Linked DNA regions of Homo sapiens: region 1 is linked to region 2. Evidence: read pairs that join two places in POLR2A ChIA-PET (ENCODE). Cell type or tissue: GM12878. All regions are shown on one strand. Links, peaks and the distances in the headings refer to the core of each region. The heading gives the core; the rest is flanking DNA.

The links. Peaks named below come from ENCODE experiments on the same cell type or tissue, not always from the same donor. Only the 100,000 strongest peaks of a DNase experiment are listed, where the experiment ranks them.
Region 1: POLR2A ChIA-PET joins it to region 2 with 5 read pairs; 2 of 35 experiments call an interaction of 5 or more read pairs at or near these places.

The regions. Positions count from the first base shown.
Region 1 is chr2:232,218,885-232,223,275 of GRCh38, forward strand. The region is part of intron 10 of DIS3L2 (DIS3 like 3'-5' exoribonuclease 2); the gene reads left to right. Among named protein-coding and RNA genes, the nearest start is that of MIR562, 48 kb to the left of the region's middle. In GM12878, for the core only: no CTCF peak of the experiment used is centred there; no DNase peak of the experiment used is centred there.
Region 2 is chr2:231,719,004-231,723,394 of GRCh38, forward strand. No RefSeq gene overlaps it. Among named protein-coding and RNA genes, the nearest start is that of MIR1244-1, 7.9 kb to the left of the region's middle. RefSeq lists an enhancer at 1,873-1,952. In GM12878, for the core only: a CTCF peak has its summit at 2,157; a DNase peak (open chromatin) is centred at 2,208; H3K27ac peaks cover 1,678 bases.

The DNA.
Region 1 (4,391 bases), core at 103-4,102, 500 kb after region 2:
GCAGACCTTTGTTACCAAAGCCCTGTAAGATGAGTCCTCAGCCTCCTCTCCTGCCACCCCACTTCCCAGCGCTGCTTCCCTTAACACACGCACAGTGGGGGCTGGTCACTGCAGGCTCTGCTGATCTCCTGTGCCCTTTCCTGCCTCCAGGCCTCTGCCTGCTCCTTTCCCTCTGCTTACAAGGTCTTGCCTCCCTGCCTCCTTCTGTCAGATGAAATCGCCTTCTAAGAACAACATAAACCTCCGCAGAACTTTCCTTTCCTCCTAGCAGAATGCATTGTTTCTGTTTCTCCTACCAGCAAGTATTCTTCATGTCTTGGATATAGCAATAACCATCATTACTTCTGGATTTAATTCCCTTTTTTGCTTATTTCCTAAGAGCAGGGTGTTCCTTGGATATCTCTACTTCCTGAGTACCTTGGATATCTCTACTTCCTGGTTGCTACCCTGCATTTTAAAATTGTTTGGTCTAGTCAGATCTAGCCAGGCAACCTATTGCATACCTTCAGTGTTTCACTCCTTTTTCTGGTTCTTGCCTTGCCCCTTTATTTCCATGTACTTCTGTCCTTGTTTTGTGGGTTGCCTGTGGGTTTATATCCTGACATATAAGTCTCATCCACTTTCTCTCCTAAAATAAGTCTGTTTCTTTGGAATTGGGCATACCTTTCCCTTATTCCATTCAAGTGTTTCACTCCATCTGTCATGTCTCAGTGGTACCTATAAGATCACTGGGTTTATCTTATGTTCATGCTGCTGTTACTTCAGCTCTGTGAATTGGCCCACGTGAGGCTCACTTCCTTCCTCTTATTTCCTTGCCAGGTGTCTTGCGTGGTCTGCACTGCTCTTCCCTTTTCATCCCTACAGGCTTCCACAGCAACTCATGTCTTCATTTTATCTTGTCATTTCCTCCACCTCCCTCCTGCCTGTATCCTTGCTATTTTCAAATTCAATAAGTGCTGATTTTCTGATAAAATTAACTTCCTGAATGAACCCTAACATGGTAGTAAAACAAAATTTGTGATCTAAAAGCCAAATGTTTTTTCCCTTTAGTTATATTGGCAAATAGTCTTACTAGTTAAGAAATGCCTTTAAACACCAAGTACAGTGCTAGCTGCAGTGGCTTACACCTATAATCCTAGCATTTTGGGAGACCAAGATAGGAGGCTCACTTAACGCCAAGAGTTCAAAACCAGCCTGAGCAACGTAGCAAAACCCAGTCTCTACAGAAAAATAAATAAATAAATAAATAAATAAATAAATAAATAAATAAATAAATAAGCTGGGCATAGTGATGTGCGTCTGTAGTCCTAGCCACGTGGGAGGCTGAGGTGGGAAGACCACTTGAGCCTGGGGGTTCAAGCCTGCAGTGAGCCAAGATGGCGCCACTGCACTCCAGGCTGGGCAATACAGTGAGGCTGTCTCTAACAACACCAAGTATCTCTTGGTGTTGTTAAATAATAAATAAATAAATAAACAAACAAACACCAAGTATCTCTTCAGTGGCAGTGCTCACCTATAAGTTGGGAGAAATAGAAATTTGAGGGCGGGGTGCGATGGATCATGCCTGTAATCCCAACACTTTAGGGAGGCCGAGGCGGGCAGATCACCAGGGCAAGATTCGAGACCAGCCTGACCAACATAGTGAAACCCCATGTCTACTAAAAATATAAAAATTAGCTGGGTGTGGTGGCACGCGCCTGTAATCCCAGCTACTTGGAAGGCTGAGGCAAGAGAATCGCTTGAACCCGGGAGGCATAGGTTGCAGTGAGCCAAGATCGCACCACTGCACTCCAGCATGGGTGACAAAGCGAGACTCCATCTAAAACAAAAGAAAAGAAATAGAAATTTGATAGTATAAAAATCTAAGTATTCCTTTGGTAGCAGATAGATCTTAATGCCATGTTGGTGAGACATTGGAAATTAGAGTTTATTTTTAGGCTGGGCATGGTGGCTCATTCCTGTAATCCCAGCACTTTGGGAGGCTGAGGCGGGTGGATCACCTGATGTCAGGAGTTGGAGACCAGCCTGGCCAACATGGAGAAACCCCGTCTCTACTAAAAAATACAAAATTAGCCGGTGTGCTGGCACATACCTGTAGTCCCAGCTACTCGGGAGGCTGAGGCAGGAGAATTGCTTGAATCCAGGAGGCGGAGGCTACAGTGAGCCAAGATCGTGCCACTGTGCTCCAGCCTGGGTGACAGAACAAGACTTCATCTCAAAAAAAAAAAAAAAAAAAAGTTTGTTTTTAATTTTCATCTCTTGGGAATGTAGTTGGGAGGTTAAATTGGTATATGGAGATAATGCCAAGGGACCGGAATTCAGAAATCAGGTGACAGTTTAAAAATGAAAGTCAACTTTATATGTAGATTTTAAGCATCGTTTTTTGTTAAATTAAATGGTGCATGTAGATCTTATTTTTAAGCTACATATGTTTATGTTTCCAGCAGCTAACAGATTAAACTTTCCTAATTAAATGTGAGGTGCTTCCCATGGTACAGTCTTCAATTTTCAGGAAGGGCATCCTTTTGAAATGCAGCATTTCAGGATTCAGCTCACTGAAGAGGATAAAATCTGCGCTTTGTATTTTAGAGGGGAACCCTGATCACTCATCAGTAGATCTTGGAAAAGAAAAATTCCAGCTGGGCACAGTGGCTCACACCTGTAATTCCAGCACTTTGGGAGACCAAGGCGGGTGGATCACCTGAGGTCAGGAGTTAGAGACCAGCCTGGCCAACATAGTGAAACCCTGTCTCTACTAAAAATACAAAAATTAGCTGGGCATGGCGGGCACCTGTAATCCCAGCTACTCAGGAGGCTGAGGTGGGAGAATCAGTTGAACCTGGGAGGTGGAGGTTGCAGTGAGCCGAGATCGCACCAGTGTACTCCAGCCGGGGTGACAAGAGTGAAACTCCGTCTCAAAAAAAGAAAAGAAAAATTCCACTTCAGGGCAATTTTCTGCTTGGATACATTTCTGGGTTTTGTCTCTGACATCTTCATGATGCCCAGTGCTTCGAATGCTGTTACTCCTATGTTCCTCTTCCATGCGAAGTCATTTCATTTCTTTTCTTTTTTTTTTGAGATGGAGTCTTGCTCTGTCACTCAGGCTGGAGTGTGGTGGTGTGATCTCGGCTCACTGCAACCTCTGCTTCCTGGTTTCAAGCAATTCTCCTGCCTCAGCCTCCTGAGTATCTGGGATTACAGGCACACGCCACTGTGCCTGGCTAATTTTTGTATTTTTAGCAGAAACAGGGTTTCACCATGTTGGTCAGGTTGGTCTGGAACTCCTGACCTCAGGTTATCCACCCACCTCGGCTTCCCAAAGTGCTGGGATTACAGGCGTGAGCCACCACGCCCAGCTTTGTGAAGTCATTTCTAATCCCCATTTTGAAATGCTGAATATTTTCCTCTTGCAGTATTTTATGTCTCAGGCAGATCCCAGGCAACTCAAGTACTTGATCTCAGTCAAACCTTATTTTTGTAGTAGGGCCCTTGATAATGAACCTGGGAAGAGAAATGGGAAATTCTGTAGATCTGTCAGCTCATAAGGAAATGCATGTCTTCTTCATTCATCTGGGGCACTGACAAGTGAACAATTTTTTTTTTTAAGACTGAGTCTTGCTCTGTCGCCCAGGCTGGAGTGCGATGGCGCAGTCTTGGCTTACTGCAACCTCCGCCTCCCAGCTTCAAGTGATTCTGCTGCCTCAACCTCCCTAGTAGCTGGGACTACAGGCACCTGCCACCACATCCAGCTAATTTTTGTATTTTTACAACATGGTTTCACCATGTTGGCCAGGTTGGTCTCGAACTTCTGACCTCAGGTGATCCACCCGCCTTGGTCTCCCAAAGTGCTGGGATTACAGGCGTGAGCCACTGCACCCAGCTGGTGAGTGAACAATTTTAACTGTCCTTGTTGTATGATCATTTTTTACTGAATTGTACCTTGACTCAAAAAATCCAAATAACTGAATAGTCATGCGAGGGCTCTGGCATGGAAGTGGGCTTCTGGGATGCTTGCCAATGAGTTCCTTTTTGAGGACACAGAATCTAAGTGGAAAGATTAAGTGGAGAGGCAGCTCCACCCTCTAAGTCTTATTCCTATGTTCCATTCAAATCTTGCTAGCTTGATTTCTGTGGGGTCTGGGCTTTGGAAATTCTCTTTTTCATGGATGTCTCAGTGCACCTTGTTAAACCGAATTTGGACTGTTGTGTGTTCATCAGCTTCCAGCTCTACTGATTGGTTCCAGTTTCCTTGCTCATGAAAGCCAAGATAATCTGGCACCCACCAGTCAGGCATCCTCAAGTATCTGGCACCAAGGTAAACCTGGAAGCCAGTTAAGAAGTCCCAGTGATCCAACACACTCACTGCTTGATGAGAGACAGTTGTGGTACAC
Region 2 (4,391 bases), core at 143-4,142:
AGCCCAGCACGGGAGACAGGCATGCCCTTGGCTGAGGAGGTAACTGGCATTTCTAGGTGGGGGGACAGTAAAACGTGGAAACTGGCATAAACCTTTCTGGAAAACATTTTGATCCTGTATATCAAGATCCAAAAAATATGCGCACATACTTTTGACCTAGAAGTTCCACTGCCAGGAAATCTGCTGAGGAAAGGCCGGGCAAGGTGGCTCACGCCTGTAATCCCAGCACTTTGGGAGGCTGAAGCGGGCAGATCACTTGAGGTCAGGAGTTCAAGACCAGCCTGGCCAACATGGTGAAACCCCATCTCTACTAAAAATACAAACATTAGCTGGGCATGGCGCGCGCCTGTAATCTCAGCTACTCTGGAGGCTGAGGCAGGAGAATCGCTTGAATCTGGGAGGTGGAGGTTGCAGTGAACCGAGATTGGGCCACTGCACTTCAGCCTGGGAGACAGAGTAGACTCCGTCTCAAAAAAAAAAAAAAAAAAAAAGAACTGCTGAGGGAGGCACTAGACCTGAAGGTGTCCATAACAGCATTATTATTATTATTATTATTATTATTATTATTATTTTATTGAGATAGGGTCTGGCTCTGTTGCCAGGCTGGAGTGCAGTGGCATGATCTGGGCCCACTGTAGCCTTGACCTCTTGGGCTCAGCCATCCTCCCCCCTCAGCCTCCAGAGTAGCTGGGATTACAGGTGTGAGCCACTGTGCCTGGCCTGACATTATTGATTGATAAGAGTAAAAAATTAGAGACAAGCCAAATGCTCGATCATCAGGAAGCAGGCAAGTCACTTACAGTATAACCACTTGGTAGATATCACAATGTTTACGAGAAATTTTCAAAATTGTTTTTAAATTTATAAAAGCATTCCAGGCCCACTGCATGACCTTCACGCTAGACAAAAATACTATGTGAGGAATACAGTGAGACCCCCGCTCAACCCCTTGTCTGGTCCAGTAGCCCTCTGTTAACTGTTAATGTGAAGCATGTGCCCTTCCCTCCAGAACTACAAGTAGTTTTGAATAATGTAGAGAAGAGCCTGTTTTAAAATGTCAAGAGAAAAAAAGTTGATACAGAATTGTGTCTACAGTATAATCTAATGATCAAGAAAAAAAAAGTCACGAATGAAGTTCACCAAAATGTCACTTCTTGGTGGTGGAATTATTTTTTCTTTAAGGTTGTTTTGTAAATTTTCCACACATAGATTTCAGCAGGGAAATAAATTAACAATCAATAAAAAGAAAGAAAGAAAACAAAGAAAAAAAGGCAAAACAGCAATCTGCACATCCGTTAGGTCTCTTTCAGTTGCAAGTGACAGAAACCTAACACAAACTGGTTTATGAAAAAAGGAAGTTTGTTGTCACTAGGATGTTCTGAGATAGCATGGCTTCAGGTACAGCAGGATTCAGGTCCTTAAACCATGTCATCAGGAACCCGTCTCCCTCCCGCCCTCCGTCAGCTCTGTTTTCTTTGGCATTGGTTTTGTTTTCTGGCCGTTTCACAGCTATAATACTATTGAATATGGTGACTACTGTTCGCAGCTTCTTCACCTAGCTTGGTGGTGGGAGTGGGAGGGCTGAAAAGGTAGTATGTTAACAGGACTGTTAGTTTTCTAATGAAACTCTTGAGAAAGCAGTGTGACAGACATCATGAGCCCTGTGGGAAGCCAGCAGCCCCTCATTCCCCATTCCTAGTTCAGTTGGGATTGGGCTGTGCTCTGCAGGTTCTCCTCATGGGGCCTGCTGGGACCCGCCATCTCTGAGGGGGAACCAGTCTTTTTCCCCATGGTTCCAGCCTAAGTCCTGCAGAAGGCTGTCACTGGTGAGATCTGGTCATGTGGCCCCACCCACAAGTCAGACCCACAGAGGCACTTGGACAGAGGGTGAGAATGGGGTAGGAGATCTTCCATTATGAAAAGTCAGTGTTATGAATAGGAGGGAGGCTGGGCAGGAGAAAGCAACTGATGTCTGCCACATCCAGTCAGTGGGTACTTGAGGAATTTCAATACAATTCAAAATGGAATCAGGGTGACCTGGGCCTGCTCTTGGGCAGGTGGACCTGGAGTATGACTGCACCCAGTGGTAGTGGAACCACATGTCAATATTGCCCTTGTTATTGCCCCTGAGTACTTCTTTCACTTCCCCTCATAGCTCTTCCACCACTAGGGCTAGGCAGGGAGCTTGAGTCTCATTCTCTGAGGGAAGGACGCAGCCTGGGCCAAGAAGACACTGCTCAGCTTGAGTTTCAAAGTGACTCTCTTTACTCATAGCAAGATGAGAAATCAAGCTCTCAAGAGTAGAAAAGGGCTAATGTGTTTTTATGTATCATGGACCAAAGTTCAGAGACGTGACCACAGTGGGAGAGAACAGTGAGAAAGGGCCCTGCTGACTACACAGGGAGGCGTCAAGCCCTTCAGGGCTGACTGGAGTGGGGCTTGGATCAGGAGAGAGAGAGACGATTTAGACATAAGTGACCTCATGGGCTGGCAGCTAGTGCCACACAGTGCCCCAAAGACCACACAGGTCCTTCAGTGGATGCCAACATAGAATGCCTGTGTCTTGGGGTGCCAAGCCACCAGCATCTGAGGAACTATACGCTCATCCCTGCTCTCTGGGTCCTTTCCAAGCAGAGGAAAGACGGTGCTGTCTGAGGGGTGTGGCTGCTTGAGACCTTGTCACATAGCTGGCCACCAGTCTTACTCACCACTCCTCCTTTCTGGTGCTCTCAAGGTCACTCCAGCCAAAAAATGGCCATCTGCTCTCCAGGTCAAAGTGGTGCATGGAAGGGATCAGATGACATCCCAGCCAAGGACTTCTAAGGGAACAGGCAGCAGCAGAGGATGGCGTATCCTCCACAGCTGTCATGCCCAGCCTTGTCCTGAAGATGCTGGGAGCAGGACAGGCCCGGCTCTGACCCTACTTGAGGGAGGCTTTAGGCAAGAAACTTCCCCTATGAGGCTTTGGGTTCCTCATGACTGGAACGGAGCTCACCAGCTCTGCTCCTCTCCAGGTGAGGACAAACACAGGCCCCCCCCAACTGTCACTGTTCATTATGATTAGTGACTGCAGGTTACAGGGATTTTGGCAACCCTTCTACAGGCAGGATGGGTCAGGGTTCTCAGGTGACACAGTGTGACAGGGACCGGTGCAGCTCCAGCTGTTTATGGCATAGGAGGCTCATATAGCAGAGGACTCAGCCACTGGAAGAGCTGAGGGGTCTGTGGGGGGACTCAGGAGGTAGGAGGGGGGGAATGTGAGGGGGACTGCGGGGTGAGACTAAGGGGTGACTCAGTCAGCTCAGGCTGCTGTAACAAAATACCTTCAACTGGGTGGCTTATAAACAGTAAATATTGGCTGGGCACGGTGGCTCACACCTGTAATCCCAGCACTTTGGGAGGCCGAGGCAGGCAGATCACCTGAGGTCAGGAGTTCGAGATCAGCCTGGCCAACATGGTGAAACCCTGTCTCTACTAAAAATACAAAAATTAGTTGGGCATGGTGGCAGATGCCTGGAATCCCAGCTACTCGGAAGGCTGAGGCAGGAGAATCACTTGAACCCAGGAGGCTGAGGTTGCAGCAAGCCGAGATTGCACCATTGGACTCCAGCCTGGGCAATGAGCGAAACTCCATCTCAAAACAACAACAACAACAACAACAACAACCCAGCAAATATTTATTTCTCACAGTTTTGGAGTTTGGGAAATCCATGATCAAAGGTGCTGGCTGTCTACGAAAACAAAAACAAAACAAAAGCGTGCTGGCACACTTGCCGTTGGGTGAAGGCTGCTTACTGGCCCATGGATGATGCCTCTTTGCTGCGTCCTCACATGGTGGAAAGGGGGAGGGTGCTCTCTGGTGTCTCTTTTTATAAGGGCACTAATCCCATTCATGAAGCCTCCACCTCCATGGCCTAATCACCTCCCAAAGGCCCCACCTCCTAACACTGTCTCCTTGGGGAGACATAGGAATTTTGGGCGGGGACACCAACATTCAGACTATAGCAGGGGGATACAGAGAAGGGACTGAGGGGACTGGAGGGGGGACTGGGAGGAGAGACTGAGGTAGGACTGCCCAGGGCCTACCAAAATAACAAACTGGTTGGGCACGGTGGGCTCATGCCTGTAATCCCAGCACCTTGGGAGGCCAAGGTGGGGGCACTGCTTGAGCCCAGGAGTTTGAGACCAGTCTGGGCAACATAGTGCAACCCGACTCTTACAAACATTTAAAAAATTAAAGAGAAATCAAAAACAGCAACTTAACTTTTACCGGTAGCCTCTTGTGCAATGACATGTTTTTGATGTGGCCGTCCCAGTGGCTTTTTGCCTTCTCAGGTAAGAGGCCAAGGAGATGCCTGTGTGCAGAGGCATGGTTTTCCTTAGAATATCAC